5 separate regions of the Homo sapiens genome follow, and all the other regions are linked to region 4. A link is an interaction called in ENCODE POLR2A ChIA-PET data of the cell type or tissue named here. Cell type or tissue: MCF 10A. All regions are shown on one strand. Each heading gives the region's core, and the rest is flanking DNA. Links, peaks and the distances in the headings are about the cores only.

Region 1 (6,272 bases), core at 923-4,922, 330 kb after region 4:
ATCTTATATGTTTTATCTTTTAATACCAGTTTTCCACAAACTTTTTGAAGTCTCCTTATACATATGAAGAAAAATAGAAGCACTGTCAAGTATGGTTTTATGGGAACAGCTGCCTCTTAAAGTCATTTTGTACCTGAATATTCTGCAGTTCTGAAATTATCAAATCTTGATTGGGAAGGAATGAATTTAACAAACAAAATTCAACAAGTTTTATCCCTGACCCCTATCCTTTGTGTTAAAGTTAACACCATAACACTTCAGGCTTCAAATAAATGTTAGTGTTTCTTTGAAATACCTTTTCCACTATCCAGACTTCTTACTGGGCACTAAGTACAATTGATTCTGCTTCGACAGGGACATTTGTATCTATCCTATCTTTTCCAGGTTTTCAGTCAAAGCCCTAGCTCAAGCTCTCGCTGTTTCTAATGCAGCCTTTTGAAGGAGCCTCCTAGATGCTGTTTATGCTTCCTCTCTTACCTCTTGGAATCCCTCCTGTAAATTGCTGCTGGCTTAATATTCATGAAAAACAGCTTCAATTCTGACATGCATTTGACTCAAATAATTGATGGCTTCCACAGTGCCCAAACTCCAGAGCCCAGCAAGCCAGGCCATCTCTAATGTGGCCACAGTCTTTGACACCCCCCTTGACATGCCTTATATACACCTTACCTTTCAGGCACATCAGAGTTTTACAGCCAAATAACACACAGAAGCCCACCTCTGAATCTGAATTCTATTGATCTTGGTCTCCTTTAAGTAGCAATTAAGGCTCTCATAAACCTTTCCCTATCTACTGCTGACTACTTTTCACACTCCTTTCTGAATTATTAGAATAGGTAGCACTAATCGATATGAAAGTATTTTTTCTTACTTAGATCATCTGCTGCTGAGAATCAGTCTGAATTTACATCCAGTGAACACTGACTGATTTGACCTGGAACTCATGATAAAATGATTTTCCCTTTATCATTTAGTACTTTAATGAAAGTTTGAATTAAAATATGTAGTAAACATTGAATACATTTTGTTAGACTTAGAGGGAAAGGATGAAAGAAATTAACAGTTAGAAAAAGTCAAAGACATTTCTCCAACTGACAGATAGCCGAATCTTGTCCCTTGTAGTAGCAAGAACCTGTATAGACACAGGAATCATCAAATCTACCACACAAAACTGATCAAAACAAGAAAGATTCAATATATCCTGGGTGATTAGAGAGGAGAAAGAGAAATGTTGCCCTGGACTGTTTCAAGGTTCCAATACAGCTTCCTCTGGTACTGCACTGCAGTCTATGAAAGAACATCATCCACAAATCCAGAGACCTAGGCTCCCCTCCTGCTCCGTAACTGCATCCCTGCAGGTCAAGTACATCTTTTCTTTACAGTTTGCTTATCTTTCTGTAGAAGAAATGGACCAGCTCTCTCAAGACCCCTAACACCCTCATTAATTATACTACGATTAATGAACTCTACAAAACCTGCATTTCCATTTTATGCAAATACTTTGAATACTACACAAGCCCAAAAGAATGTTTTAAGATATGGGTGTGTTAAAATATTTTTCAGAAATTTCTCCCTAATCTCCCTTTCATGACATCGAGTTTAAGTCATAATAAAATGCTCCAGTTACTATCGAAGTGAACAGCAAATTGACAGTTTCTTCCAAGATCATCCTTTTCTTTTTTCTCACTTCTAACAAAATCTTTTCTTAGTCATGAAGGGCATGGCCTTCTTAAACAGCAACATGTTTAGCAAGAAAAATAAATTTTAGCTTGCTATTTTCCCTGCATCATTAGTTAGATCACAGCTCTAGTCCCCAAAATCCAACATAGTTTAGCTCCATTACTGACTACATGCCTTAGTAACGTGAGGTAATTCAAAAGTCAGATTTTTCTCAGAAGCAGAATTTGGGTTTTAAAAGCAATGAAATCGATAGTGCCTCCTTTCAATCAAAGGATGCTTACAACACTGGATTCTCATTCAGTTATTATTACTTAACTCAGTTTCCATTTTGCTCTCAATAGTCTCACAATTGTTATAAGAGAAAAACAACAGGGATTCTTAGAACCGTAACCAATTGACTCAATGCTGGATGTTATTTAGTAACTTTCATTTAACAAACACCCTGCACTTACCACAGTAGCTATATGTATTCTCACTGTCATTGACAATGCTTTAAATCCATTGCATTCCCAGAATAGTATTAATAACACATTTTCTACTATTTGCTACACTTATCTAATTTTCTTTCAGGTAATACAGACTGTCTTTTAGATTAATTGAATAGGCCGGTGAACTTCTTTATTATCACCAATCTGCTAAAATGAGAAAAGAAAGAAGAGAATAAAATATCTATTGTACACATCTTAATTATCAAGTGATTTCTAAACCGCTGATAGTAGACTGTTCCCAGCTTCACTCGTTTGCACTTTGGATCAGATTTGAGTCTCTTTTCTGAAGGCTTTGTTGGTTCTGCCTCTGGGTACACTATGACTCACCTTCCGTGGGAAGAGGTTTGTGCTCTGTTTAGGTGAAAACATTAAGACTCCTTAATTTCCTTAACAGAATAACAACATTACTACCTCTCTATTGAGAGCATGCAAATGTCTTTACAATGAACAATAAAACTCAAAAAAGCTGCCTTTCAGTCATTCTCCAGGGAGTTCCTATCAAAAATGGATTTCAGATTAATAATATTCAAGAGACATCATTAAAGTAATATTGATGTCAAATTCTTTTTTTTTTCTAGCAAGTTCTAATAAGCAATGCACTTGGACTACATTTGCTTAATTCCTTTCTGAACTGCTTCCATTTGCCAATACAGCAGCTGTCTCCTCCAAAGGCTGTTCTGCTGTGTTGGGTATCATCACTGTTTTAGGCACCACTGCCACTCTAGCAGATGCTACTCTCTCCTTCTGGGTATCACCAGCTCCTACTGGGTACCACACACTCTGTTGGGTACCACTGCAGATGCCACCATTGAAAAAAACTGATATTCCAAAATGATAACACCAAATGGGCATTCTGTTCTCTAGAATGCACTAGGTGCCAAAACACTTCACAGATCATCAGGAAAATGGTATTCTGATGAGTATCTCCCACTCATTTGTCAAACTTGCTCAGACATTTTTCAAATCCAGCAGAGGATTCCACATGGGTTCAAACGTGCCACACTGTTACTTTAAATGTAAGCTACTTCAATTCCTTTTTAGAAGCAGGAGAGCAATGTTATTATACACACATAAGTAAAAGCTTATATTTTTATCTACAGAAGAAATGCAGAAGAGGCTGTGCTCATAGCCAAAATAAACAGATTCTTATATGGTGTGATCTAATGGTATCAAAGTATAATTTACAGAAGCTCAAATAATTAATTCATATAGATATAAATGTTGCATATTTTTAAATGTTTAAGTTAATAAAGAGGAAACTAGTGGCCGGGCGTGGTTCCTCACGCCTGTAGTTCCAGCACTTTGGGAGGCTGAGGCAGGCGGATCGCGAGGTCAGGAGATCAAGACCATCGTGGCTAACACGGTGGGTGAAACCCCGTCTCTACTAAAAATACAAAAAATTAGCCATGCCTGGTGGCGAGTGCCTGTAGTTCCAGCTACTCGGGAGGCTGAGGCAGAAGAATGGAATGAACCTGGGAGGCGGAGTTTGCAGTGAGCCGAGATGGCACCACTGCACTCCAGCCTGGGTGACAGAGCAAGACTCCGTCTCAAAAAAAAAAAAAAAAAAAAAAACTAGTGAGATGATAAAGCTAGTTTCAAAAACATTTGAGAAACTGGATACTTACAAGCATTAAATAAAAACAAAAAAAAAAAAGAAGGAAGAAGGGAGAGAGTGAGGAAGGAAAGGAAGGAGGGAGGGAGGAAAGGCAGGTTAGAATAAGATTTCTGGGTTAAATTTTAAAAACTACTTAATGTCCTGTAGGGCAATGACAGCACAAAATTTGAGGTTATCTTTTCAACTGAATAGAAGTACACAAATTAACATATGTCTGGATGAAAACTAAATGGTGAATAACAAATTAAACATATACACCCTCCTAGAGAATTAAATAAATCATCCAGTAGTCTTGTTAAACAGCACCCAAGTGATATTGAAAGGACATGCCTTCCCCAACTTTTTACTTATTTTTAGATTTTAGATACTATTTTTTTAAGTCTCCCGTTTTGGTTGCAAATAATCTGCAAAAATATTCTTGATTAACTAAATAAGGCTAGTCTCATATTTTGGCCTGATTACTTACATATGTAGAACAAGAGGAGTTAATTACTTTTGTTAGCCTCCTTGAGTTTGCTCAGTAAATCTAGAGCTATTTGGCATTGAGCAACACTGAACCAGTGATTAGCTTCTGCCTGGAAATTTTTATAAAAACTCTTAGATTTGACTTATAAATGCTTCCAATTATTTATTCTTCTACCTAGGGATAGGAACCATAGCCCAAGAAACTTCCTCACCTGCTTTATTCATAAATGTAAGTGAATTTCTCTCCCTTCAATCTACTTAAAGTAAACTAAGGTCCCTGGTCTGCTAGGGAGTGATTTTTTTTTTTTTAATCAGCTGTGAAGCTGGAACCCTGTAAGAAAGACAGAGACCAACCTGGCTTTCCTGGGAGGATTTTGCAGGCATTAACTTCATATATCAAATCAATCCTTGTACCTTAGTGGTAGGCTTGTCATAGCTGATTAAATGAGCATTACTCTTTATACGACTGACACACCAACCATGGAGTTTGTTGCAAAATCAATTTGATGCAGGACAAGTGAGCCCCAAAGTGGGGCTTAGCCCATAACACTTCTTAGCTTTGCCCAAGAAAGAATTCAAGGGCAAGCCAGAGGCAGAAAAAAAAATAGCTCTATTGAAGTAGCAGTGTTACAGCTCCATGAGTGCTCCTGCAGAGCAAGGCTACCCCACAGGCAGAGAGCAGCAGCTCAGGGCAGTTTTGCAGTCATATTTATTCCTACTTTTAATTATATGTAGATTAAGGAGCAGCTTGTGCAGAAATTTCTAGGGAAGGGGGAGTAACTTTTGAGTCATCAAGTCATTGCCATGGAAAGAGGCAGTAACTCCCTGGTGTTGCCATGGCAATGGTAAACTGGCATGGCACACTGGTGGGTGTTGTTGGTGGAAAGCTGCTTCTACCTCTCCCTGTTTTAGCTAGTCCTGAATTTGGTCCAGTGTCTGAGCTCTGCCTCCAGAGTCAAGTCCTGTCTCCTGAGTCAAGTCTGGCCTCCTATCTCAGATTTGTCTATTTATATCTTGTTAAGTAAGAGAACAGATTTTTATTGAACCTATGCAAATAAATTTATTACCATGAAAAGTAATGAGGCCCAGTAAAAGTATTTTTTCAGAATTCTGAGGAATCAATGAGAATCAGATACCAATTAAAGTTTTGCTTTAGTTACAAAGGCACAGTCTACTAAATTGAGGATTCACAATAAATAAAGAGAAAAGCCCCCTTATATACCAATCAGAAAAAAGAGCATTAAAACAATATCCATGATATTTAAAAAAAAATCACAGGTAATTTTTCTTTATCAGTTCATTCACTTTTCCTTAAGTAATTATTATTTCTGCTAGAGTTTCAGTCAGCAATCTCTTTTAATAAAATCATTTCATTGGACTGAAAAGACTCAGTTTGCTATGGTCAGAAAGCTGTCTAAATTATTTCAGCTTTAAGCACTGAAGCTTGCACCCACATATTTTTTGTTGAAATATCAATAGTTAGGAATATCAGTTATGGTCCTTTTCGCAAGGTTCTGAGACCATCCCACTTTATTGAAGAAACAGACTGTAACTTGAAGTGTATAGCAGAGACTTCAGGCAAGCATCAGATAACTCAGAAACCGTCTGTTGATGAAACTGAAGGGCTGTCATGAATTTATTACAGTAATCAGTAACAAAATTGAAGAAAGTAAAGTGCTCAATTGGGGTGCAGTGCACAGCTATCCCATCAGGGCCTGATCAATGTTTCCCCTGAGGATAAGAACATCTCATCACAGATAGGATATAGACAGACACCAAGGCCCCCCAATTTATTCCTTAAAGTGTACAGTCTTTGGGACATTGATATTAGTAACATTTTATCTCTTTTTTATATATACTTTAAGTTTTAGGGTACCTGTGCACAACGTGCAGGTTAGTTACATATGTATACATGTGCCATGCTGGTGATTTTATCTCTAAAAAATCAACACACGGAAGGCCAATCTTCTCTTTGATTTACAAATCTCCCCATATAGCTCTTACAATAGTGTTAACTAATTTAA
Region 2 (6,272 bases), core at 2,122-6,121, 75 kb after region 4:
TAAAGTGATGTGAGATGAATAGAGTTTGGATTCCAGAACAGAGCTTGTATTCTCATCAACACATATTTATAGAGCCCATATGTCCATGTTTTTCAGGGATAGCCCTGGTTTACTCCTGCTATCTTGCATAATATAATTACAACTTCACCCTTTCACTCAAAAACATCTTGGTTTTGTCAAGAATTCATATGGTCATCCTAACTCTTATATGCCTGGAGTTCTGTGAGGCACTGGGCCTACAAGAAGAGCTGGTCTTCAGGCGACTCACAGTTCTGAAAGCAAAACAAGCCTAGGAACTAAATGAACACCATCAAGAAAAGCTAAGAAATAATACATATTCCTGAGAAAACTTGCTTAGATCTTGAACAAATAGTAGCAGTTGGCTGAAGGTTAAAGAGAAGAAAGTTGTGGGGTGAAAACAGATCACAATTAATCACTATATTGTTTCTAACTGGAGTAGGCAAAAGAAACAACACATGCCCAAACTAAAGAACCATGAAAGAAAATGATCTCTGTGAGGTGGTGTACACAGTGCAAGTCTCAAAGACTTGAGTATTACAAGAAACCAAGTTTGCTAGAAGGAAAGTACATAGTTAGTAGAAATAGATTTTAATATATACTTTTAAATATCTTTTTTCATTATTTTACACCCTGGACCTCATCTCTCCCACACCTACACACACACACACACACACACACACACACACACACAGTTACACAGCTGAATGGGGCATATATGTACATGTGTATATGTATAGATGTCTCATATATGTCTTCTATTCTTCAGCTGTATGATAATCTATGGTAAGGGGTGTTCTATATAAGAGAAGCCAGAGAGTACAATTTTTTCCTAAATGTTTTTCAAAATTTCTCCCTTTATTTTATTTTTCCTTTGCCTTTTATCTTTCTTTTTACTTCCATTCTGTGATAGAATGCTGGTTTCTTCTCTTCTTAGAAATAGCTAAACCACAGTAAGCAGCCCCTCGATGAAAGAGGGAGGCTTTTTGTTGCTTTCTGGACAGTGGGATGTGAAGGAATTGATGTGCACCATTTCCAGGCTTGTACACTAAACCTTTCCCTATCATCAGTCATGTGCTGCTGGTTGGATATTGACTTGTAGTTCTTGGTATGAAGGGAGAAATCAGACTTACTGTGTCAAGCCATTGAAATGTAAGGGATGTTTGTTACAGCAACTAATGTTAATCATTTTAAATAATACACTTTCTCTTCCTCCTCACTTTTTCCTATGAAGTTCAGTAAAAGCCTGAAAAGATGAATGAATTATTCTAGCTGTTCTCCTGTACATCTTTTCTAACTTTGGAACCAGCTAGGTAGATGAAGAAGACTTCAATTTTTGTTTGGATTTATTTTTTAATTTTTAATTTCATTTGTGGTCTATTAAAGGATTAAAAACTTATCTCCTCAGAAGTGGGCCTGGGCAACTCCTCAGCTTATTTGATTATTCTATCATGCCCAATCTTCCTCCAATGTTTATTGGAGAAACAAAACACATTATGTAAAGATATCAACTTGGACTCCTTCCATATTATTCAATTTTTATGAACAAATGGAAAGAACAGTGAGTTGGGATTTGCTTCCTGGCCTCTCTCTCTGTCTGGCTGCAGTTTTAGGGGCCCTCTACACCACTCCAGTTTGGCTCAAGGTGACTGCTCAGGCTCACTGCCCTCCCTAACCCCTGTTATTTTCTTCACCTTCCACTCAATTACATGTGCCTTGATACGATTTGGCTATGTCCTCACCCCAAATCTCTCTTGAACTGTAGTCCCCATAATTGTGGAGGGACCTGGTGGGAGATAACTGAATCATGGGGTTGGTTACCTCCATGCTGTTCTTGTGATAGTGAGTGAGTTCTTACAGGATCTGCAGGTTTTATAAGGGGCTTCCCCACTCCCCCACCCCCTCAACCCCCCTACTTTTGCTCTGCACTTCTCCTTGCTGCCACCATGTTAAGAAGGACATGTTTGCTTCCTCTTCTGCCATGATTGTAAGTTTCTTGAGGCCTCCCCATGCTAAACTGTGAGTCAATTAAACCTCTTTCTTTTATAAATTACTGAGTCTCGGGTATGTCTTTATTAGCAGCATGAGAACAGACTAATACATGCCCATACTAAAGGCTTCTCTGCTTTGAGGAAGAAGTCAGAATACATTCATTTATTAAACAAACTTTGACCCTCAGGAACCATAAAATTCTAGGGATCCAGAGATAAATAAAACACAGCCTTTTCCCTTAAAGAGCTTGAAATCTGGTGATAAAGAGAAACATGTCAGCAGAGAATCACAATAACTATGGTGGAAATACGAACACCTAGTAAGAGAGAGGACATGACTAACTTATCCAAAGTTATCGGGAGAGGCTTTACAGATAAGTTGACACTTTAGCTAGGCTTCACAGAAGAAGGCTTTGTCAGGTGGAGTAGAAAAATAAAGGCATATGGGCATATGCAACTGTAGGTGTAAAGAAAACAGTTAAGAATAAGCATGCCACAGAATGATAACTATGAGGAATTAATTATTAGAGCATTAAGTTTGTACACATTGAAGAAATGTGTGGGTCTAGATTGAGAAGACCTTGGGAAGCAGCTTAAAGGACTCAGGCTTTATTTGAGGGGCAGGTCTTTACACAGTGCAGCTGTCATGATAAACACATGATTTTGTTTATAGTGTTAATGGTTGACACCATTTTATCATTTAAACAGTGTGTGTCTAGGGCTATCCAGGGTCTCTTTGAAGCTTTCTTAGCTATGATTTCATGTTTGGTGAGTCAGAGGGAGCAAGCAGGATCAGGAAGTACCAAACAATAGGACTGGGAATAACCGTTCTCAGAGGTTGAAGGCAGCGGATAAGGTCAGAGGGTGGAGTCTCCCTCGTCTTCCTTCACTGGTCAGGCAGAGCCCAACTCAGGTCCAACCTTGCTCTTCTATGCAAGAGCAACAGAATTGCTGGGTCTCAGACACAGGGACACCATTTGCTCTCCTTAATACCATCTTCTAAACCTGTATTGATTTCAATGCTATATACATGGTGGATATTCAACATGTGTTTATTGTTGACAACTGTACTGACCTTCCTCAACATCCTTATAAGAGGAATAAAGACAACATGTCATCACGACAATTAGGATACCACCAACTAAAAGATACTATCGTATACAAGGTGCTTCTTATATTGTATATGGAGACAATAAATTGTGTTATTTCTCTAAAAAGTGCACATATATATATATATATACACATATATATACACACATATACAATATATATACATATATACACATATATATGTATATATATGTGCACTTTTTAGAGAAACAACAAAATTTATTGTCAAATAATGTACTTTGTTTTATAAATTTTGAAAATATATAATAATAGACCTAGAATAGTAGAACTGGAAGGAAGCTGATACTTCATCTAACCTCTTATTTTAACAATGATGAAATTAAGGCCCAGAAATACTTTGCCAGCCACTAAATCTCTAATAGGATTTTAATCCAAATGAAGCTAATTCAGAAAAACTTTTATCTATTTCCAATAAAATCTCAGATTCTTATAACCCCACAGCTTTGATTTTGCATCTAAAATATTGTCAACAAGGATTCTTCTTGGTTTATTACAATTTTCCTCAGTTAAGTTTTTCTACAAGACTGTGTCTACATGAAGGTAAGACCTTCCACCCTTCTGAATGGTGCATGGCACATGGTATGTGTTTAAAAATTCTTGTTGAGTAATATTTAGCCATGCTTGCTCATGCTTATACAAAATTTAAATACTTCTATTACATAAACATTAGATATTTTCTTGGAGCATATTATTGAAGGAAGAAACAAAATCATGCCTATCATATCACTATCAAATATCACTTTAAAAACAATCCTTTAGCATTTTCTGAAACATAATGCCAAGTGGATGATTCAGATAGAAACTTCCGGTTCATGTTGATTCTTTTAGGCTTTGTCATGCCTTCGTGATGGCTGGTGATTGCAGGAAACATTATTTTGATCAGAGAAAGCTGCATATGGGTTTGCCTTCCATCCTGAAGGTTCAGATCCTTTGATGCTGAACCTGAGACGGAAACAGTCTTCTTAAACAAACTTGGTCCTTGGGTCTTCTATGGAATGAAAGAATCGTATCTCTGAAGTCAGTCTAAAATCTCTGAGCCAGTGAGTCTCAAATAGTGAAGAATGCACACTATCAAATGGGATAATATGTAATTTTTAAAAATTATAGTAAATACAATAGAAAGCCTATTTATTGTTTTCTGCAATACAATCAATAGAAAAACAAGCTCAAGAGAATCTTTGCTGGTTGAGAGAAGCAAAAGATCGGCTAGAGATGGGGGTGGTGGAGCGTGTGCGACAATATGTGATCCATTAATGCCTAAGGTAGGAACTGGCTCCTGGGAAGAGTCCACAGTGGGGATCAAAACTGTCAATCCTGTGCTAAGCCTTGTTAGTAGCACCCAGCCACTACTGACTGCTATTTATAACAGGTTCTGCTGGAGAATGTGATCCATCTTCAAGGATAAGATCAGATGGCTCAGGAAATGGCTGTCAAATTGTTTACTTTCTCATGACCTTTTCTACCAAGTCACCCAGCAGGTGCTTTCAGAAGAGTTATCCCAGAAGAGAAAATCCCCCAAACAACAACAGTTGGAGATTATTTTCTCTGTTGATAATCCTGAAACGCATCCCCATGGAAAGATTCAGAACACCTTCACGTTCAAGAAACAATGCATTTCTTGCTGATCATAACCTTTGTTCCATCCCTGTACAAAGAACTTGTAAAACTCAAGTCTTGCCTGATTTGTAGGTTCTCATGGTTCACCTGCTGCAACTCAAGTAGAGTAGAAACAAAGCTTTAGGTCAGACATGTCTGTCAAAATAATCTTTATAATTATACATCCTATAGAAATAATTGGGAAGGTAAATTATTCAGCCCTTGTAGGAGAGAAAAATAGAAAGCTAGGCATTGTTTTGGACTTAAACCTTAAGACCATTGTTGGGTGGAGTTGTGACAGTTGTGGGTGGGGGAAGAAAGACTTTCTGTTCCTAAAACTCATTTTCATACTTTGCTGTTTGAGTAAAATAGATTCAAAGTGTCTTCCTTCTGATTAGTACTCTTGCAAACCTTTTGAGTCATTTCTATTAATCATATCACTTTTTTTAAGAAATAAAGTCATATCTTGACAAAAACAAACCTGACTATAAACAAACACTTGCTTAACAGCACAACGTAACCAGGTTCCACCTGTAGTTTACAGAATGTTTTGAATGTTACTTATGGGTAGGGCCAGCCTTCTTCTTTGGTGGAAACTGTTTATGTAATAATAATATCAACTATTGTTTATGAAGTTCACACTTTGCACCAGGCACTATGTAAGCCTGTTACCTTATCTCATTAAAGTCTCATCACAAACCTATGAGGAAGGAAATATTCTTATTCTCACTTTGCCAGTGAGGAAACAAGCTTAGAGAAGTTACATAACTTGCTCAATATCACATAGCTGTTAAGTGGCTTGGGATGGTGGTGGTCAGGGCAGGTTGGTGGGGAGGCACAGTAGGGTTTAAACCCAAATCTACTACTCTAGACTTGATTCTCCTGGCTTTCATCCCTCTTGAACACAGTAAGGCCGAGGAGACGTACACTTTTAAGCTGTGATCAGCTTAATGTGAATGACTTGCAGATCCTTTTCTGAAGGTTATAAAAAGCAAAAACGATCACTAAGAGATCAATAAAGTGAGGAATATATGATGTAGAAAAGAAAAAAAAAGGCTGGAAGTTCAGAATGTGGTTGGTCCTGGGTAGGGATTCTCAAAGGCAAACTGCTAGCTTTGTAATTTTTCTCAAGGCCAATTCTTAGTGGATGCCTTTCTGAATTCATTTGGTGGTTCACCAGAATCTTAAATAAATAAGATAAAATAAAGTTACTATTACATGTTTAAGTTATATCTGTTTGTTCTTAGTAATCATCAGGTATTCTAGCGTCTAAAAAATGCCTATTTGTAGAGCAAATAGCAGATAAGAAACTGTAGAGGCATTGTGGTGATTTGATTGAGTGCTAATTTTTAAAGTCCACGTTGGGGGTAACTTGCTTTCAGGATTCTATAATGCAAATGTGGTAGTAAAGATAGTAAAGAGCAAACATTACACAAATATTTATGATGCATTTTACTTCTACCTTCAGTTTTTAACTATGACAAGCAATTAACATTTATCAAGTTAAAAAATAAATTTATTTCAGTTAAAACTCCA
Region 3 (6,272 bases), core at 75-4,074, 80 kb after region 4:
TGCCTCTCAAGGAGTTACTTCTATTTCCTCTCCACTTTTAGGGAGTATTTAAGAAAATATTATTTCAAAGGCTAAGAAAAAGGATTGAAGATAATACAATAAGTGACTTTATTTTTCACTGGCAATTAAAATATTATAAATTTAGGCATCTTTACAAGGAAAAATATTAAATTTCATAATTTAATACATAAACATAAAACTATATTTTATAGTTATAATTAATATGTATGTGTTCTTTAGTTTTTGCTTTTTATACATAAAATGACATCCTATATATTTCCATATTGCCACTTAGCCACACTTTTCTAGCTTTCGTCATCTCCAGAATCCTGTCATGTCATAGTGTGCGGGGTCATTTATTCCCTTATTGCCGTCGTCCTTTAAGGTGGAGTCCAGCTTTTCCCAGTACATCCAATAAACATGTGGTGCACCCATTACAGAATTGGCATCTTAAGAGGTAGAAAGATGAATAAGACTTGTTCTCTGGCCCTAAGGCTCTTACAATCTAGGAGTTGAGGGAAATATGCAAAGAAGTATGATGCAACATGTTCAATGCTTTAACAAAGATGCTTGGGAATCACTGGGAACAAGGAAAAGGGACAATCTCCTTCATTAACATATTTGTGCAGATGACTTAGTTTGAAGAGTTGGGAATTTTCTAAAGGGAAACTATGCATCAAGAATATTAGGGGCTCATGGGGTTAATTTTTCAAATTGCCATATTACTCCATAAAATGATGAAAACTTTTACGGTATGTTTAACAACATCACATGGACCGTGTTCCCCATAGTCCTGTTAGTTCACTATGGAGTCTTCACTGTGATATATTTTCTGACTACTCAGGGAAATGGACTGCACCCTTTTTTTATTTCATCAAATACAATACATGCTTCCATCTTAGCATCTCTAACCCTTAGGCACCTGCAAGTTGAATGTCTGCCTTGCTCTGTTAGGTAATAGGCTCCCAGAGGATAGAGACAATGCCTGATTCATTACTAGATCTTCTATGATTAGCATACTGTTTGGGCCATTATAGATATTCATTAAGAATTATTTGATCAGCGCCGGGTGTGGTGGCTCATGCCTGTAATCCCAGCACTTTGGGAGGCCAAGGCGGGTGGATCACTTGAGGTCAGGAGTTTGAGACCAGCCTGGCCAACATGGTGAAACCCCGTCTCTACTAAAAATACAAAAATTAGCCAGGCGTGGTGGCACGCACCTGTAATCCTACCTACTCAGGAAGCTGAGGCAGGAGAATCACTTGAACCTGGGAGGCAGAGGTTGCAGTGAGCTGAGATTGTGCCATTGCACTCCAGCCTGAGCAATAGAGTGAGACTCCGTCTCAAAAAAAAAAAAAAAGAATTATTTTATCATAAGAAAATTTCCAAGGTCAATGAGCATACCATGTTACCCTAGAATTAGAATAATGATCTTTATACTAACTTTTCTAACTTTAAATGTATTTTACATATTAATATCAAGTTGTCTTAATAGTCTCTTTTAAATACACTGTCCTCTTCAGTGTTGTGCAAGTTCTTGGTTGTCAGATATTACATTCTTGCCAAATACTGAGTCCTAAATATGCCAAATACAATATGCCAAATACTGAGTCCTAAATACGAAGATGGACAGTATGCAAAGCTGTGCATCACATATTTAGTCACAAGGCCATCAATTTCCCAGATGTCATTAGCAGGAGGTTTACGTATTTCAGCTGAGACTGGCAAACATGAACGTATGTGGCAATAGCAGCAACAAGTATGAGGAAGTTTGAGGAAATACATGCCTACAAGTAGGGTGGTTGTGAAAGGATTACTGAGAAGTCCTGGGCTTAGCCCAAAGGAGACAGGGATATGTGCAACCCTGTTTGCAAATATTTCATTTATTCCTAGTGATATGGCTGCAGATATGGAAGAAAAGAGAAAAGAAAATAACAATAAAAAGACAGTCTTTAATCATTTCCATTGAATTAATGTGCTGAAAGATCTCTGTTTTACACAACTCAGGTATTAATACTTCTTTACAAAGTATTTACTAGCCATGAACACCATGAGAAAATTTAGACTGGTTTCCATGATATGACAGACTTATTTAAGGGACACTTTGTAGAAAAAATTTGCAGCTTTACTGAGAGGAAAAAAAAACAAAACTGCTTCTCTTTCTCTGTACAATGTCAACTGGCTAGAAACAGTTTATCTAGATTCGACAGAGCTTTTTGTTTTGTTGTGTTTGCTTGTTGTGCTTGTTTGATTTTTGCTCATTACTGATTATTTGCTTTTGCTAAATTATTTTTTAGCTTCATTTAAATGGAGCCCTTTGTTAACTAAAATTTTATTTGACTCTCTATGTTTAGGGAAAGTGCAAACAACAAGAACACAAATATCATAGTTTATTTAGTCCAGTTTCTCTACCTCAGAACTATTGACATTTTGGGCTGGATAATTCAGCACTGTGAGGGCTGTCCTATGCATTGTAGGATATTTAACAATATCCCTGATCCCTACCAACTAGATGCCAGTAACACCCCTCCCCAAGTTGTGACAATCAAAAATATCTCTAAGCATTGTCAATATCTCTTGGGGGCCAAAATAGTCCCTAATTGAGAACAGCTAATCTAGATTGTATAATTTAAAATGTTAATAATTAATGATTATTTATATAGAGAGGCATAAAATAAAACTAGTATAGCTTTACAAAAGCAAAGTCAAAATAATTCTATGGGTTATTTTCTGTCATTTGTATACATTCAACCTCATTTCTAGAATTGGACCGTTATCATGAATAATCACATGATTACCCCTGAAGTTTGTGCCATATTCTGCATTGCCTGAGAATGAGAAAAACATTTCTATTGAATTGTATGTATTCCAGCATTATTGTTGCATCTCCCATCTTACAGATGAAAGAGGAACAGAGCAGTTAAATGCATTACTTAAGATCACCCCAAAGCAGATCAGAGCTCATAGCCTCAGGTTCCAGAGTCATTATTATTTGAAATAGATAATGATCTAGAATGATTTTTAACAGTAAGAAATTAACAAAGGTTCCCAGTCAATTAGGATATTCACTTGAAAACTTTCAGTTAATTATGTTTTCTTTAGTATCAGATAGAACCAAACTTCAGTTTACTCTTCTCTTAAACTGAACAAACTCTGTTCTCCTTTGTCTGTCTCAGTATGGCCTGCTGTAACAAATGCAATAAACTAGGTAGCTTATAAACAACAGAAATTTATTCTCACAGTTCTGGAAGCTGGACATCTGTGATTGGGGTTGCCAGCAGGTTGAGTTCTGGTAAGGACCTGTCTCCTGGCTCATAGACGGCCGTCTTCTCACTGTGTCCTCAACATGGCTGAAAAGGCAAGGTAGCTTTCTGGGGTTTCTTTTACAAGCGTACTAATCCCAATCATGAGAGCTCTGCCCTCTTGTCTTAATAACTTCCCAAAGGCTCCACCTCCAATTACACTGGGGCCAGCTTTCAGTGTATGAATTTTGGGGGAACACAAGCATTAAGTCTATAGCACCTTTTGATGGTGGAAAGTTCTTTGGAAATCTAAGCTCTAGATTGCATTGTGATGTGTAATCCTTGCAGCATCACAGCATGAGCCTAGAATAAAGCCTAATTCCAATCAGCTCTTTCCTAACCCACCACTCACAGTGCTCCCCATTCAAACAATATTATAAATATTGCATTTGTCCATAAAGTCCAAGAGAACAAAGAATAACTGCTTGCATTTGTCTTAATATAGAAGAGTACTATTCATGCACCTCACTATGGGCAATGGATCATTCATTCTTTCAGCATCCCTTTATTGAGTATTGCTGATGATGTACCAGGCATTTTTCCAGCTCCTGAGGGTATAGTCGTAAAGAAACGAGGCAAAGCATCTACCCTTATGGAGTTTACATTTGAATGCAGCAAATGGAAACTAGACATTAAAATAAAAGAATTTAGAGTGTTTAAATTAGGAAGAAACATAAAGAAGTAAAGAAGGATAAATCTGTGACTGCATTTTAAATCCGCTAGTCGTGAAAGGTCTTTCTCTCTCTCTTTTTTTTTTTTTTTTTTTTGAGACGGAGTCTCATTCTGTTCCCCAGGCTGGAGTGCAGTGGCGCGATCTCAGCCCACTGCAACCACCACCTCTCAGGTTCAAGTGATTCTCCTGCCTCAGCCTCCTGAGTAGCTGGTATTATAGGCGCATGCCACCACACCTGGCTAATTTTTGTATTTTTAGTAGAGACGGGGTTTCACCATGTTGGTCAGGCTGGTCTCGAACTCCTGACCTTGTGATCTGCCCGCCTCAGCCTCCCAAAGTGCTGGAATTACAAGCATGAGCCACTGCGCCCGGCCCATGAAAGGTTTTTCTGAGTGAGAGACATTTAAACAAAACAAGGCATGCAAAGATGAGAGTGTGAAAATTCTCTGAAAATGCTCCATGTGGAAGAAACCATAAAAATGGCAAATCCCAGAGTAGGAGCACATTTGGCCATAGTAAGGATTTTATTTTGATTGCTATGGGAAACTATTGGAGGATTTTGAGCAAGGGCAAATATTTGAGCAGATATTAAACAAAAATATATTTGAGCCATATTTTGTAAATGTCCAGCTTTTGTTTCCAATGACAGTACTGCACATTATTTATTATATTTACTTGTCTGTGACCCATTCTGAAATCTCACCACAGATAGGGGCAGTACGGTTAGTTACAGGTACAGAATTACAGCACAGACTATACCTGTAGTACAGAATATACAGACTAGAAAGAAACTTCACCGTAAAGATTGTATGTGGATGAGTAGATTAATAACACACCGCATTTTTGATTTGTATTCAGTAGTGTAGCTGATGGTTCGTGTGAAGAATTAGATTTATTACTCTATTACGTTTGTGTATGTGTGTGTGCAGAGGAGGGAAGAATGTTAGTGCTCATACAAAGAGAGGCTCACGTCACAGTTCCCTAGGCATTGTTCTGATTACCCTTGTAGGCAAAATGCATAAGATTTTGAAATCTCAGTTATGGCTGTAAAATCACCTTCAAGCATCTCTTCTAAAATAGTGGGCATTATTCTGTCTTCTAGCTAACACAGAATAATCTAAACTATAGGACCAGCCATGTCCCACTCTCTTCCCCAAAATATCCCCACTTGAGATTGAGGTTATAAAATAGATTGGAATCTTTGGGGGATAGAGGTGATTTAAAAGATAGGATATGAAGGAAGGATGATTATATTCTACCCAAATACAATTTTGGCTATGTTATATAACCATTAAAATATATTTTAAAGTTAGGCATTGACTTATTATGCCAAAAAGTTAGTGTGATCATGGCAATTTCATGTGTTTAAACCTAATATATTGCTCTGAGGATTTTTGGTGGGTTTGTGGGGGAATAAAGGATAAGTATTACCTAATCTTAAGCTATTTAATGCTATAAAATACTTACTATACCTATGAACATTAAATTGTATAACTTTGAGGGCAAAAATTGCTGCCAAGTTAGTGTTTTTGGAATGGTCTTATTTTTCATGAAACTTACTGTCAGAAAAGAAGACCAGAATATCTCTAGGTTTGAATTTGACCCTTATAAAATGATTAGAGTGGACTTCATGGGCTGCCTCTTCAAATATCTAGAAAGTTAATAAACTGATTTTATAGAAGTATTACTAATTTTCCTGATTAAGGTTTTTGCACCACATGTGTCTCTAAAGCAATGCTAAAAGAAAACACATCAAGACAAGTTAAATAGCTAGAAATTACATATTTTAGTTTTACATTTGATAATCCACTTTTGGATTTGTTTTGATGCATGAAAATTTACATACTTTGGAGGGCCTGGCTCCCTGGAACTTTGCCATTTTTAAGATCCCTCCTACAGTGGCATTTATCCACCCAGGCAGCTCTCTACCCTGACACCAACCTACACACACCTAAATACCTCTGGCTCTAAGTGACAACTTTTGGAATAGGCATGAATCATCCAAGCCCTTAAGGGATCATTTACTAATCCATATTTTTCCCCAACTTCAGAATTACCTGGGCCTTTGGGTTTGTGCCTGGCCATTCCAAAGGCTTCTCAGAGGCATGTTACTGATGGAAAATTACAGAACCTAATGGTCTATTAACAGTTAAGAAGGGAACTGCCATCGTTGTGAATCAGAGGTCTGGAAGTAAAAGAGAAAAAGCACTCTCTCTTAATTTTTCCCCAGCTATTTGTTTTCAAAACAGAAATAGCTACCGCTTTTCTCATTATGGAAAATAAACCTTTTTGTTAGA
Region 4 (6,272 bases), core at 1,530-5,529:
ATGGAATGAAAGTGAGTCACTAAGTATCTGATAAGTGTTTCCTTCTAAGTTAGGTAGTCTGTCAGACATTTAACAATACTCCATGATATCAATGCATTAGATGACTAGGAAAGCATCCATCACCCCACATGCTAAAAAGGAACATAAATCAGTGAATTGTTTTGAAAGCCTCTTAGTAGTCAGTGACTTACACCAAGTTTCCATCCAGAGGGTATTCCGCCTCTTGATTCTGGATAGCCAAACAAGTGAAAAGCCTCCACACATTTCAGAAATAGTCATCTTTACTTCTCATCTGGTGAGCTGCTGAATAAGTGGTTTGTAATCTAAGATCTTAAATGTGGTAAACATTAAGTAATACTCATTCTTTTTATTAAACAATAAAAGGGTTTTCATCCCATTTTATAATTAATTTTTTGAAAGTAATTACTCAAGTTCAGGCTTGCCACATTCAATAAATAAAAATATAGGACACCAAGTTGAATTTTAATTTCAGAGAATTAATAAATACTTTTTTAGTATAAATGAATACTTTGTAGTATATGTATATCCCATGCAATATTTGTCCCAGATAGTACTTGAAACAAATTTATACTAAAAAATTAGTTGTTGTTTATCTGGATTTTAAATTTAACTTGAATTTCAAATTTAATACTTGCCTGACAACCCTACTCAAGTTACACATCTTATAAAACAATTGGAGACATATGGTAGATAGATGTTTAGGGAATTGGTGCTCTTTGTTTTATTTAGATTAAGAGTTTGATTGCATTTTGTGTTAAGAATACTTTTGATGAAAGGATGAGCTAAATTATGTGGAGGCCTAATAAATGAGTCAGAATTGCAGTAGGAAGAATTTTGATTAGGTTTAAGGAAAGCTATTTTGACTAAACAGACAATAGTTTTCAGATATATTTCCTTGGAATAGAAAGTTTCTCAACCTAATATTTTCATGATCCCAGACCCTCTGAGATATTACTGTCTATAAACTTATGACATCTTAGGTACAAAGACCAAATGTTTTGAATAATGGAAAAAAGTAGATTTAATCTTTATGAAAACTTAGATTGTTAATAATTTACTTGTTAAGGCTCAGCGGAATAATTAGTTGAAAGGAACTGAAAACAGTGTTCAGTAGAAATTTTTGTAGGCCTAGATCCTGAGAGAAGAGTTCTAGGGAGAAAGGATTAATATTTGAAAAATAATTTTAAATTTAAGCTTTTACCCAAGGGTTTTCTATTTGAAAGTAGACTGTAAGCTCCTAGATGGCAGATCTTTATCTTATATATTTTGGTATCACCCACAGTACCTTACAAATCAGATGCTCAGTAAATATTTTCCAACGGAGAGATTAACATTTAAAGTTTGTATGGAGGGAAGCATTTGTCCTCGAACGCACTGCTATGTGCCATAACAGCAGATCTTCCAGCAAATAAATATGGAGAGCTTGCTACCCTATTCATAGCACTGCCAAGCTGTCAAATCATCTTTGAGTGTCTTTTGTTGGTGTGTCCCAAGTTATTTTCTTCCCACTGATGTCATCCACATGGTCTTGTTTTTCTGGTTCTCCTTTGAACACTTTGATATCCTCCTGCCTTCCTCTAGCTGCTTCCAGCATCCATCATGTTCCCTTTGCCTTTCTGATTTATCACTCCCATTTCCTGCGTGTGTTCCCAGAGTAGTGTTTGCTCCGTTAGAGGGATTTCCTTGCGGACAGTTCTGCCCAGAATACGTGATGCGATATAGACAATGGAGAGAATCTGTTCAACTGGACACATCATGTTTTTTTTTTTCCTGTGCCTTCAAGTAAATATGTTATTTATTTCCAAGTTGTACTGCTTAAGCACCCCCCATGCTTGGTGCAATTTATTCATGATTGCACTCGTGGAAGTAAGACAATTTTTCTGGAATCTTTGTTTATGAAAAACTATTTTGACAGTTTTTTTTTGAAAGATATTTCCTTTATTTATTTTCCCCATCACCTCTCTCCTTAAAGCACAATCTTTATAAAATGATTTGGAGGTTCCTAAATCATTTTATGAAATTTCATCTAACTTTTTGAATAGGTAATATAAATACATGTTATAAAATCCAAAAGGTACAAATAATTTGAAGAGAAAAAAAACCACCCTGCCCCCTACTCCAGCCAATGAGCAACCCATCTTATAAGCAAATACTATTAGTTGCAGAATCTCTCCACAGATTAACTATACTTACATAAACATATACATTTTTTAATGTAAATGGAAGTATACATTAAATATTCTGCCATTTGCTTTCTTAAAATAATTGATATTTATTAGGAATGTAATCCCATTTTAGTACATATAGAGCTTTCTCTTTTTAAAAATGATTATATAACAACAGACACTGGGGCCTACTTGAGGGTGGAGGGTGGGGGCTCCAGGGAGAGGAGCAAAAAAATAACTATTGGGTATTAGGCTTAGTACCCGGGTGACAAAATAATCTGTACAACAAACCCAGTGACATGAGTTTACCTACATAAAAAAGCTCTACATGTACCCCTGAACTTAAAAGTTAAAAAAAAAACTATAAAATAACTGCATAGTATCCCATTTTATATCTGTATAATAATTTCTTTTACTAGGCACTTACTGATAGACATTTAGAATATTTTTCTCTGACTTTTGCTATTATACACAGTGCTAGAGTAAATATCCTCAAACATATGGCATTTCAGATACATGCAATATCTCTAGGCTAAATTCCCAGGTATTAAATTTTTGCAACAAGTTTGAAATGTTTACTTTAGCTTTAGTCATTATCATAAAAGAATATTCTCAAATAGGTTTTGTTGCTAGTCACAGATTTCTGGAGCAGAGAATCTCTATAGTGTTCCTTCCAACCAGGTGCACCTTATTTTGGCTATTATTTACATTCTGAATACCGATGGAATTAAATTAAATTTTCAGTGTTCTCAGAAAGTTTACTATCCAAAATAATACCAATAGTTGTTATAACTAGAGTGAATAGTAACTAAGGTGGTAACTAAGTACTAACTAAGTTGAATAATAACTGAGGTGGATCTGTACAACATGTAAATAATGGCAGGTAATTAGTTTCCTTTTAACTTTTGATTTACTGAAATTTAAGAATTGAGAATTTTATATAAAGGATTTGCCTGAAATGGATAATTTTATGAGAACTGTTTGCCTTCATATGGCACTTGAAGAGACCACTTGGAGGACACTTCAGACTCTAAAATATAGAGCGCATTGGCCAGGCGCAGCGGCTCACACCTGTAATCCCAGCACTTTGGGAGGCCGAGGTGGGTGGTTCAGTTGAGCCCAAGAGTTTGAGACCAGCCTGGGCAACATGGTGAAACACCACCTCTACTAAAAATACAAAAATTAGCTGGGTGTGGTGGTGGATGCCTGTAGTCCCAGCTACTTGGGAGGCTAAGGTGGGATAATCGCTTGAACCCAAAAAGCAGAAGTTGTATTGAGCCGAGATTGCGGCACTGCACTCCCATCTGGGTGACAGAGTGAGATTCTGCCTCAAAAAAACAAAAAGAGAGAGAGAGTATCAGAGGTAGATCACCTCTAATATGGCCTCAGATAACCCATTTTGTAAGTAATCTCAAATTGTCACCCTCTTTTTGCCTAAAATGAGTAAGCAGCTTGTCTGCTACTACAGAGACACTTAACGAGTGCTGCAGAGGATCTTTTTTTCTCCCTTATTTTCAGATAACACAGCCCAGACATTTGAGGCACAGCTCAGACTCTGTTCCACTCAGATAAATCATCCATGCTCTGCCTTCCAGCAATGAGGCAGAACTGGAAACATTTTAGATGAACAATTCTCTATAACTGATATCGCATTAATCCAGACAAAATGTCATTTCTCTCTTTCCATGCTCAGGGTGTGAAAATAGGCCAAGTCTTTTTATGACTCATGTTTACGCTTACTCTCTAGAATTTGATTTATGGCATTCAGTTGAATAGGTGCTCTGAGCTTCCTTTGGCCAGTTTCTAAGTGTGTGTATCACGCAATTAAGCAATATCAGGCTCACAGTGTAACTGGCTTCACATCAAAGTTCCATTATTTGCCATCATGGGCATGAGCCTTTTGTGTTGGTGTTTGCAAATCACCTGGAGGTGGAAGTATGTTGAAACTTACACTAAGATTTCCTCTTTGTGAGAAATCCAAATTGCTTAAATTTAGTGGCTTCCAGAAGTTCAAAGGCTGAGAAGCACCCTCTTTGTACTCATTCATAGTAAAGGAGAATATTGAGCCACATTCAGTCATACAGTCTTACCATTTGCAGTTGGAGAGTTGGGAAGAGCTGGTTATGCAGTCTTCAAATGGCATTATGTTGAAAAATGGCAATAGAAATGTCCAAGAAGATAGAAGCTTAGCTTCTCAAATAAGACACATAAAATTCTTTTACTCTTTCCCTTAGAAATTCTCATCATTATGATATGTAAAAATTACTGAGTTTAAAATGGGCACCTTTATAGTCATATACAGTTTGGCTAAGGAAAGATATTTAACTGAGTCTACCTGGTAACTGAGTAATCATCATCGTCCATCATGTAGCTTTCCTCTAGTTACCATAGAACTGGTTGTAGAGCAAGTCCTTTTACTCATTGGTGTAATTCTAGTCAGCTTGTTTAAAATATGCTTTGTATCAAATATGGTTACTGATTTCTTAGGATGATTTGGAAGATTAAATGAGATAGCATGTTGCTAAAGCTCTTAGATACATAGTGCTCTCCAAAAAAAATTGTAATGCTAACCACACGTGTGAGCCATATATGTAATTTTAATTTTTTTGTAGCTCAACTTAAAAGATATGAAAACCAGGTTGAAATAATTTTAATAATATTTACTAATATATTATCAATGTAACATTTAATCGATACAAAAATTACTAATAAAATAGTTTACATTATTTTTTCATATTAGGTATTTGAAACCTGATGGGCATTTTCTGTTTACAGTAAAACTCAATTTAGAATGACTACATTTTAAGTGTTCAATAGCCACATGTGGATAATGGATAAGATATTGAAGAGCACAGTCTTAGAACTATGGCAACCATCCCATAAATATTATCTATTATAGCTCTTGCTATTATTCTTTTTCTCTTCTCCCATGGCACTATTCGGCTCTACTCAACATTTATATACTTTTTCCTTGTATTATATCAACTTTTGGTTTTCATCCTTCTAAAGAGAATGCTCATTGAGAAGTACTTTTTTCCTGTAGACAGTTGTTCAACATTTATTGAGAATCTTTCATGTTGCAGGCATTGTGTGGCCTATTTCCAGTTCTGTATTTCCCATAATACCTGACAGAGTGTCTTTTCAATGGTAGGCACTCAATACATACCTGGTGCATGAATTGCCTAGTTTTGTGTACACACACATATTTCTGAGTAGTTTTTTTTCAACAAAAGTTACAATTTTTATAGATTTTTCTTTTTAATAATAAGCAATGGTTTTGAACAGTGACTGTATTTGCTTTGATTGAGTTTGATAATTTAATCTGTCACAGATACTTTTTGTTATTATGCAATCGTGGCGTGATTGCTCCACTAATGTATTCTTCTAAGACATGCATTGACACTTAAAGGCACAAACTTGGCACAAGATCATCATCTTTGCTTTAGAAATAAGCGAGCAAAACTGGACATTTTAATGTAGTGTTTTAAATGATGAACCAAAATAATTTAATATGAACATTCTGTATAAACTGTAAAAGCTGTACACATATCAATTGTTGCTAATGTTATTAATGGTCTATGGTACTTTTTACCATCTGTTCCACAGAATATTGATCCATGACAAACTCTCTGGGAGAAAACAAAATGGATCTATGGTCAAACAAGTATAGGAAATGATATACTGTATTCCACACCCTAGAGTTGAACAGTAGTAATGCACATTAGGATATTCAAAGTTCTAATTCACTTAGTAATGAATCTATTTGACTTCATTATTTGACCAATAAAATAATTTTTCAGGATGATATCTGTAATTTCTACAAAGATGGTATACCATAGAACACACAGAATTTAATTCTGGATCAAAAGAGGCCTCGGTTTTAAGCTTAGCTCCCCACTACCTACATCTGAATCTTCTTCAAGTCTGCTTCTCTCTCTGCACCTCAATTTTTTACTTTGAAAAAATATAAATCAATGATTTCTCAACTCTGATTATATATCATTGTCACTTGAGGAATATTTAAAATAAACAGAAGACTGAGTTTCCATCTCTAAAGGATCTCACTCAATATATTTGGGATGTGGC
Region 5 (6,272 bases), core at 1,295-5,294, 92 kb before region 4:
TGGCTGTTTAATTTCCTTGAAGCTAAAACAAAGTCTTAGATGAGAACATAATATTCTACATTTTTATTATAATCACATATTATAAATGAGATTACTGAAGTACCTTGCTTTTCTTAAACCTACTACTTTAATTACCTTTGTTTTCACAAAAAGGTTCTAGAATTTTTGAAGAGCTTATGTCAAGTGTATACTTTTTAAAAGTAACCGTTTTCCAGAGTTTAACAATTTTACATGCTAAAGAAGTTGCATATTCTGATACTGATTGCATCTGCTCCTCATTCTCCTCTGACCAGCTCTATCAACTAAGGACTCTGCATTGTGAAACCAGAAACCGATGATGTCATGTCTGAGAATTCCATTGTACAGCATTTACAGTGGGAAAGGAAGTATTTTTTTTCTTGTTCCTCTTTGTATAAAACACCATACTATTTCTCATTTGCCTAAAATAAATGTGTTCTATGCCCAACTGTTACTCTGAGATGCCTATATGACTTAGAGCCAATTATCTAAATTGGCAGATAACTAAGTCAGAGAGATTATTTTTCAAAATTACAATAAGAAATAGATTATCTTTAAAGGAAGAGTCTTGTTTTAAAAGCTTGAATAAAGGCAACAATATAAAGGAATTATTTCTAGCTAGTTTATGGACAATAAAAATAGGATCAATGAGAAGGTATTTGGTTAGATTACAATGTACTTCTTTTTGGTTGTCTGCTGGATGTTTCCATCAACTTAAAGCCCTGACTACTTGGTATTTCAGTATTATGTTCTGAAACAGACTCTTCAAGGCAGTCACTATTTGGACTCAGTAAAAACAGTTAAAATAACCAGGATTTATCAAACACTGACCATGTCCTAGCATGGCCTTACTGGCCCACAGGAGCCTTCATGTATCTTGGAAAAAAAGCCCTCTAGGTGGTGGGTGTAGGGCTTGACAAGCAATAGTACCAGAGTTTTGAAAGGTACCTCATCCTCTGAGCAGATCCAGCCCCATGCCCATGTTAGGCTTGGAGAAGAGTGCTGGATTTTAGCCCCCACTTGCTCCCTCAGCAAAGCACCCTGCTTCAGAGTGCAATAGACACATTCATACACAGTGTGAAGGGCTTTATGTGGATTAACCCACCTGATTGGGAGGATAAAAACTCTATGACTGGAGAACTGTTATTGGAAACATAGTGAGCTTAAGTAATTTGCCTAAGACAGTGTGGTGAAGAAGAAGGGCAAAAGGGACTTTCTAGTTTCCAGGGTAGGGCCCCGGTTGTCCTGAGAACTTATCCTGCAATAGAAGAAAACTGTCAGTAATCTTGATATTTGTATGGAAAATTTAACAGAGCTAGAAATGCATCAGAACTCAGGTCCAGATTTTATAATCATGGGAGGAAAGAAGCAGAACTTGCAACAAACTGAGAAAGCAAGCCTAATGAAAGAGGTATAACAACAGTTCCTACTAGGAACCCCAAATATCTGAGACAGTTCTCTGTCAATTTAGAAAGTTTATTTTGCCAAGGTTAAGTGTGTACCTGTGACACAGCCTCAGGAAGTCCTGATGATTTGTGCCCAAGGTGGTCGGGACTACAGTGCTTTTATTTGTTTTAGGCAGATATGAGACATCAATCAATATGTGTAAGATGTACATTGGTTTGTTTGGGTAAGGTGGGACAACCGGAAGTGGGGGCTTCTAGGCTAGAAGCAGATAAGGGACAAAAGATTTCATTCTTTTGAGCCATTGATCAGCCCTCCACTGAATACACAATTTAGTCTGGCTCAGTGAATCTGAATTTTTACATAAACAATAGGGCAGAGGAAGCAATCAGGCATGCATTTGTCTCAGGTGAGCCTCAGAGGGATGACTTTGAGTTCTGTCTGTCCTTTGTCCACAAGGAACTTCCAGTGGACAAATTGCGAGGGAGTTATGTAGCTTCTCATCTTTGTGGCTATCTTACTTAGGAATAAAATGGGAGGTAGGTTTGCTTGACATAGTTCCCAGATTGATTTTTCTCCTGGTTTAGTGACTTTGGGGTCCTGAGATTTATTTTCCTTTCACACTACTATCCTCAGAAAGAGGATGGTGAGAGGATATTGAGGGTTGTATCACTATAGCCATCTTTCCCTTTCACTAGTTTGATATGTCTAGAACTGAAAAGATCAAGATGTGAGGAGCATGGAGTTATATCCACACATCACCCGTGGGCTCCAAATTTCCCCAGGATTATTTAGTGTCATTAGACATGACAATGAGAAGGGGACAGAGTAAGGAAGGAGTGCCAAGGGCCATGCTGGGGATGAAAGATGTCAGATGGGCAGCTAGAGAAACCACACAGTGCCACACAGGAATGGTGGCTAAGGTGAGGACAAGTGACTGTTGGGGTTAGGCAGCAAGCATTGGGATCTCTGGAAGAGAGAGGGTGACATGGTCCCATCTGAAAGACACATGACCCCACAGTCTTCTGCCAGAACTAAGAAGCATGTTTGGGAGCAGCTCAGCATTAAAGACTTTAGACTCTTTCCCATGCATCCTGTTTGAACAATATATATGTATGTATTTCCTCCTGGAGGGCAAAAGCAAGAATTGAAAAAACACAGGCTGTGATAAATCAGAAAGATTTGTATAATACAATAAATAAAAAAGGGTTGGACATCTTTAGGAAGCAGGAAAAACTCCAGCAGTTAAAACTGAGAACAGAGTGTTCAGGAGGTAATGAATAGGCCAATCTGGCTGAGGCAAAAAACTTGTCTGGTGAGATAGTAAAAGACAAGATTGAAAGGTAGGTAGGAGCCAGACTGCAGAAGAGTATGAATTCCAGGAAGAAAATCTACATGTTTTGAACATCTTTTATCTGCTAAGCAATTTAACATACATGAAGTCATTCCATCTGCACTATAGTCACCAGTTTTATTTTTAAATTTATTATCGTAGTTCTCATTTTACTGATGAGGAAAATGAACTTCAGAGAAGCTAAGTAACTTATCCAAGTTTAGAGGTAGACAAGAGATTTGAACCCAAGTTTATCTGAGTCCAAAACCTGAATACTTTTTGCTGTCCCAAGATAGTAGAATTTAACGAGGGGGTTCTTCAGAAATATCATGAAATTAGTGTCCCAGGAAGATTAAAGTATCTATGGTGAACTGAAGCAGAAAGCCAAGTGGTATGGAGCATTTTTAGAAAGTCATTTCGGAGCACAGCCTAGACCAGGGTGGTGGTAATGGAAAGGGATTGACATCAGAGACCCTCCTAAAGAAGAGTCTGCAGAATTGGTGTCCGACTGAATAGCTGATGAAGAAAAGGGAAGAACCAGGCTAAGCAGTGAAAGGAAGACTTGATATGAATTTCTGAGACTGAGTGTCAAGCCTGGTTCTGTTTGTAATGTGAATTTGCCAAAAGCAGGATCTCTTGAAACTGCATGGCCTTGTCTGCAAAGCAAAGATTGGATTAAGTATCCTTTAAGACTTTACCCAGCTCTGAAATTCCTGACATCTCTGACTCAAAGATGACTCAAGGTTGCAAGTTTGGGTGGCTGGAAGAACATTGTTTGATTGATGCAAATACACTGATATTTCCTAACAGTGTATTATAATGTTTTGGGATGGAGAAAAGGGTTTTCAGCCTTGTTTGTGGCTTTCACTCATATGCACCTGTGGGCTTCACCTGATTTTTGCACTGTGAAAATCCCTCCATCCCCTTTCCATTTACCATCCCTCTGTCTTCTAGCCACAGCTCTGCATTCCAGTTCCTAGTTTCCCCTGCCTTTTGCTGATTCCACACTGACTAATCACTTTTAGTCTTGCAAAGTGTCTATAGTTCACTAGTCTGTAGCTACCAATCTGCTAACTTTTTCTTGTTAGGATTAACAAAAGACAAGACCAGAAAACCTTTTCATATAAATGATTTGCCAAAGAAACCTTTCCAGTTCAACAAAAGAAACGGTGTATCTTGAAGTCATCACCACAATAAGATCTAGAGTATGGATAGAAACTTTTTCATCACCACGATAAGATCTAGAGTATGCATAGAACTTTTCTCCAAATAATTTTAATCCTCTTTAACAAAAATACAACATATGAAAACATAATTGGTAAAATTAATGAATTAGGAAACCATTTCCTTCTTGGAAAGAGCTTTTCAGAAGAGACTCTCTTAAATAGTGAAATTATCTGAAGCATTTAAAATATGACTCAAATGTTAAAAAATGTTATTAGCATGACAGTTTAAAGCATTTACATACATGTAACATAGGGTACACTTGTGAAAGGGAAGGTAACCATTGTAATCACATTAGTAATCAACCTAAAACAATGTTTGGAGAAAGTAGGCTGCACCTAATGTTCCAAGATTTTTGCTGACTGAGAAGCACCACAGGAAATATGGTAATAAACTCTTCCCCAACATTCTAGTTGAGATGAGATTTGCAAAACAATAGGGAGCGCTGGTCATCAAGGTGAATTCTTAGACATCTCTTGACCAAGTCATTTTCTTCAATGAATCAGGTAACACTGCAGACAAAAAGGCCTAAATTTTCACCACATTCTTGCAAAGCAGGGCTGCAAGGCAGCGTTGAATCCTTTAGTGAGACTAAGTGGGCCACTGGCTTGTTATAGGTCTTCAGGGATTTCAGAAAATTCCCCTGTCAGCCACACGTGTCTCTCAGACCTGACATTCCATTGTTAGAAACTTTCTTTAATGTTAAGGAATTTTGATTCCAAGAATATTAGTTAAATGCAAATACATGACCTGGATAACAAAACACAGATATGGCATCAATTCCTGCCTCTACCACTTAGTGTCTTTGGAGTTTTAGATCATTTATACAACCCCTTTTTGTCCCTCTTAACTTCACAAATTTGTCTTTGATAGTATCTTCCTGTAATGGAGTTCATTATAGAATTATTTAATTTTCAAATGAAGAAATTAATGTCACCTGTCATGGAATCATAGAATTGGATGAATGTCTAAAAATCTCTTTTATACTACAAGTGATGGATCCCATAAAGGCAAAATAACATACCCAAACCCCAATCCAATAAATGCATAATGTGCTGAGCAGGTCAGCTGGGGAAGAGCAGAGGAGCTTGGCATAGCTCTTATCTGCTACTGCCAATGCTTAGGAAGTCTTAAGTAACCATAATAAAAATAACAAAAGAGTGTGTCAAAAAGGCAGAGAGAAAGCGAAGACCCAAACTTCTGAAATTTAGTTATAGATCCCAAATTCCTAAGCTAAACTTAGGAGAAGGGCTAAGAGGTGCAAGCTCACATGCAGACATCTCACAAAGTCACAAAGATGCTCTTTTTGAGACCCACTCAGGAAGGGATCGTCTAGGTGGGTTTGAGTACTGTCCATATTACAGCAATTATCTTCTTTGCTTAGGGATTAAAGCAAATGTTTTATTCTGAATCTTTTTAGTGGAAGAGGAAACATCAAGACTCTAAGACAGCAATATTATATAATTTTTTTCCTCTGACATCCACACTCACCACTGCCATTCCTACCTCAGTTGTTGAGTTACTTTATTGTTGCCTCATGCACATGCTTTTCTTGGCAGTAGAGAAAGTTGAGAAAGGAAAAGGGAGTGGAAATAAGGATGAAGAGAGAAAGACTGAATAGCTGGTTCTTCCCCTGCTGCAGGCATTATATATTTCCTCACTGAAGTCAGCGATTGCCTGCTCAGGCAGGCAAGGGTGAAGCTCCCTGACAAGCTAGGGCTCCTCAGCTTGCCAAAGTCGACTCTGAGGATGCTAACTAGTTTCCCAGTCCTTAATCTACAGAAAACATCCCCAGAAAAACTTGTTATTTCTAAAAGCCTTCAAAAGCTGTTCTACTAGATTTTGTGTTTCGTAATGTGGATTGGGAGAACTATCTCCATTGCCAGTTCCTCCGTTATAAATTGATTACAAGTTGCCATCCAGAATTGGAGTTGAAGAGCTACCAATGGCCATTTCTCTTTTCCCCGTTCACCAAACGTTTACCATTGCAATTGACAGTGTACTTGGTTTAATAGGCTTACCTGACTTCTTCTGAATCATGTGCTGCTGAAATGGTTGAACTTCTATTCACAAAACCATATGGAATTCACATTCCAAAGAGGCTATTCCCTGAAGTAGACAATCATCTTTCCAGTAAAACACTGTGTCAAGCTACAAAGTGATGATTACTCTTGGGTGGGGCTTTGAGTTTCTAGTTGGCAGATAGTTTGTTTTCTTAGTCAAAATGGCAGTACCTAAGCAGCCTTATTTTTATCAACAAATTAATTGTTTAAACTTCTTCAAGTAATTAAAA

What was found. ChIA-PET counts read pairs that join two places held together with the same protein. Peaks named below come from ENCODE experiments on the same cell type or tissue, not always from the same donor. Only the 100,000 strongest peaks of a DNase experiment are listed, where the experiment ranks them.
Region 1: POLR2A ChIA-PET joins it to region 4 with 6 read pairs; 1 of 35 experiments calls an interaction of 5 or more read pairs at or near these places.
Region 2: POLR2A ChIA-PET joins it to region 4 with 7 read pairs; 2 of 35 experiments call an interaction of 5 or more read pairs at or near these places.
Region 3: POLR2A ChIA-PET joins it to region 4 with 7 read pairs; 1 of 35 experiments calls an interaction of 5 or more read pairs at or near these places.
Region 5: POLR2A ChIA-PET joins it to region 4 with 6 read pairs; 2 of 35 experiments call an interaction of 5 or more read pairs at or near these places.

Annotation. Positions count from the first base shown.
Region 1 is chr5:57,985,794-57,992,065 of GRCh38, reverse strand. No RefSeq gene overlaps it. Among named protein-coding and RNA genes, the nearest start is that of LINC02225, 90 kb to the right of the region's middle. In MCF 10A, for the core only: no CTCF peak of the experiment used is centred there; a DNase peak (open chromatin) is centred at 2,475.
Region 2 is chr5:58,238,150-58,244,421 of GRCh38, reverse strand. No RefSeq gene overlaps it. Among named protein-coding and RNA genes, the nearest start is that of LINC02101, 120 kb to the right of the region's middle. In MCF 10A, for the core only: no CTCF peak of the experiment used is centred there; a DNase peak (open chromatin) is centred at 3,951.
Region 3 is chr5:58,230,960-58,237,231 of GRCh38, reverse strand. No RefSeq gene overlaps it. Among named protein-coding and RNA genes, the nearest start is that of LINC02101, 110 kb to the right of the region's middle. In MCF 10A, for the core only: no CTCF peak of the experiment used is centred there; a DNase peak (open chromatin) is centred at 1,721.
Region 4 is chr5:58,312,518-58,318,789 of GRCh38, reverse strand. No RefSeq gene overlaps it. Among named protein-coding and RNA genes, the nearest start is that of PLK2, 140 kb to the left of the region's middle. In MCF 10A, for the core only: no CTCF peak of the experiment used is centred there; a DNase peak (open chromatin) is centred at 4,019.
Region 5 is chr5:58,404,732-58,411,003 of GRCh38, reverse strand. No RefSeq gene overlaps it. Among named protein-coding and RNA genes, the nearest start is that of PLK2, 52 kb to the left of the region's middle. RefSeq lists an enhancer at 4,089-4,737. In MCF 10A, for the core only: no CTCF peak of the experiment used is centred there; a DNase peak (open chromatin) is centred at 3,493.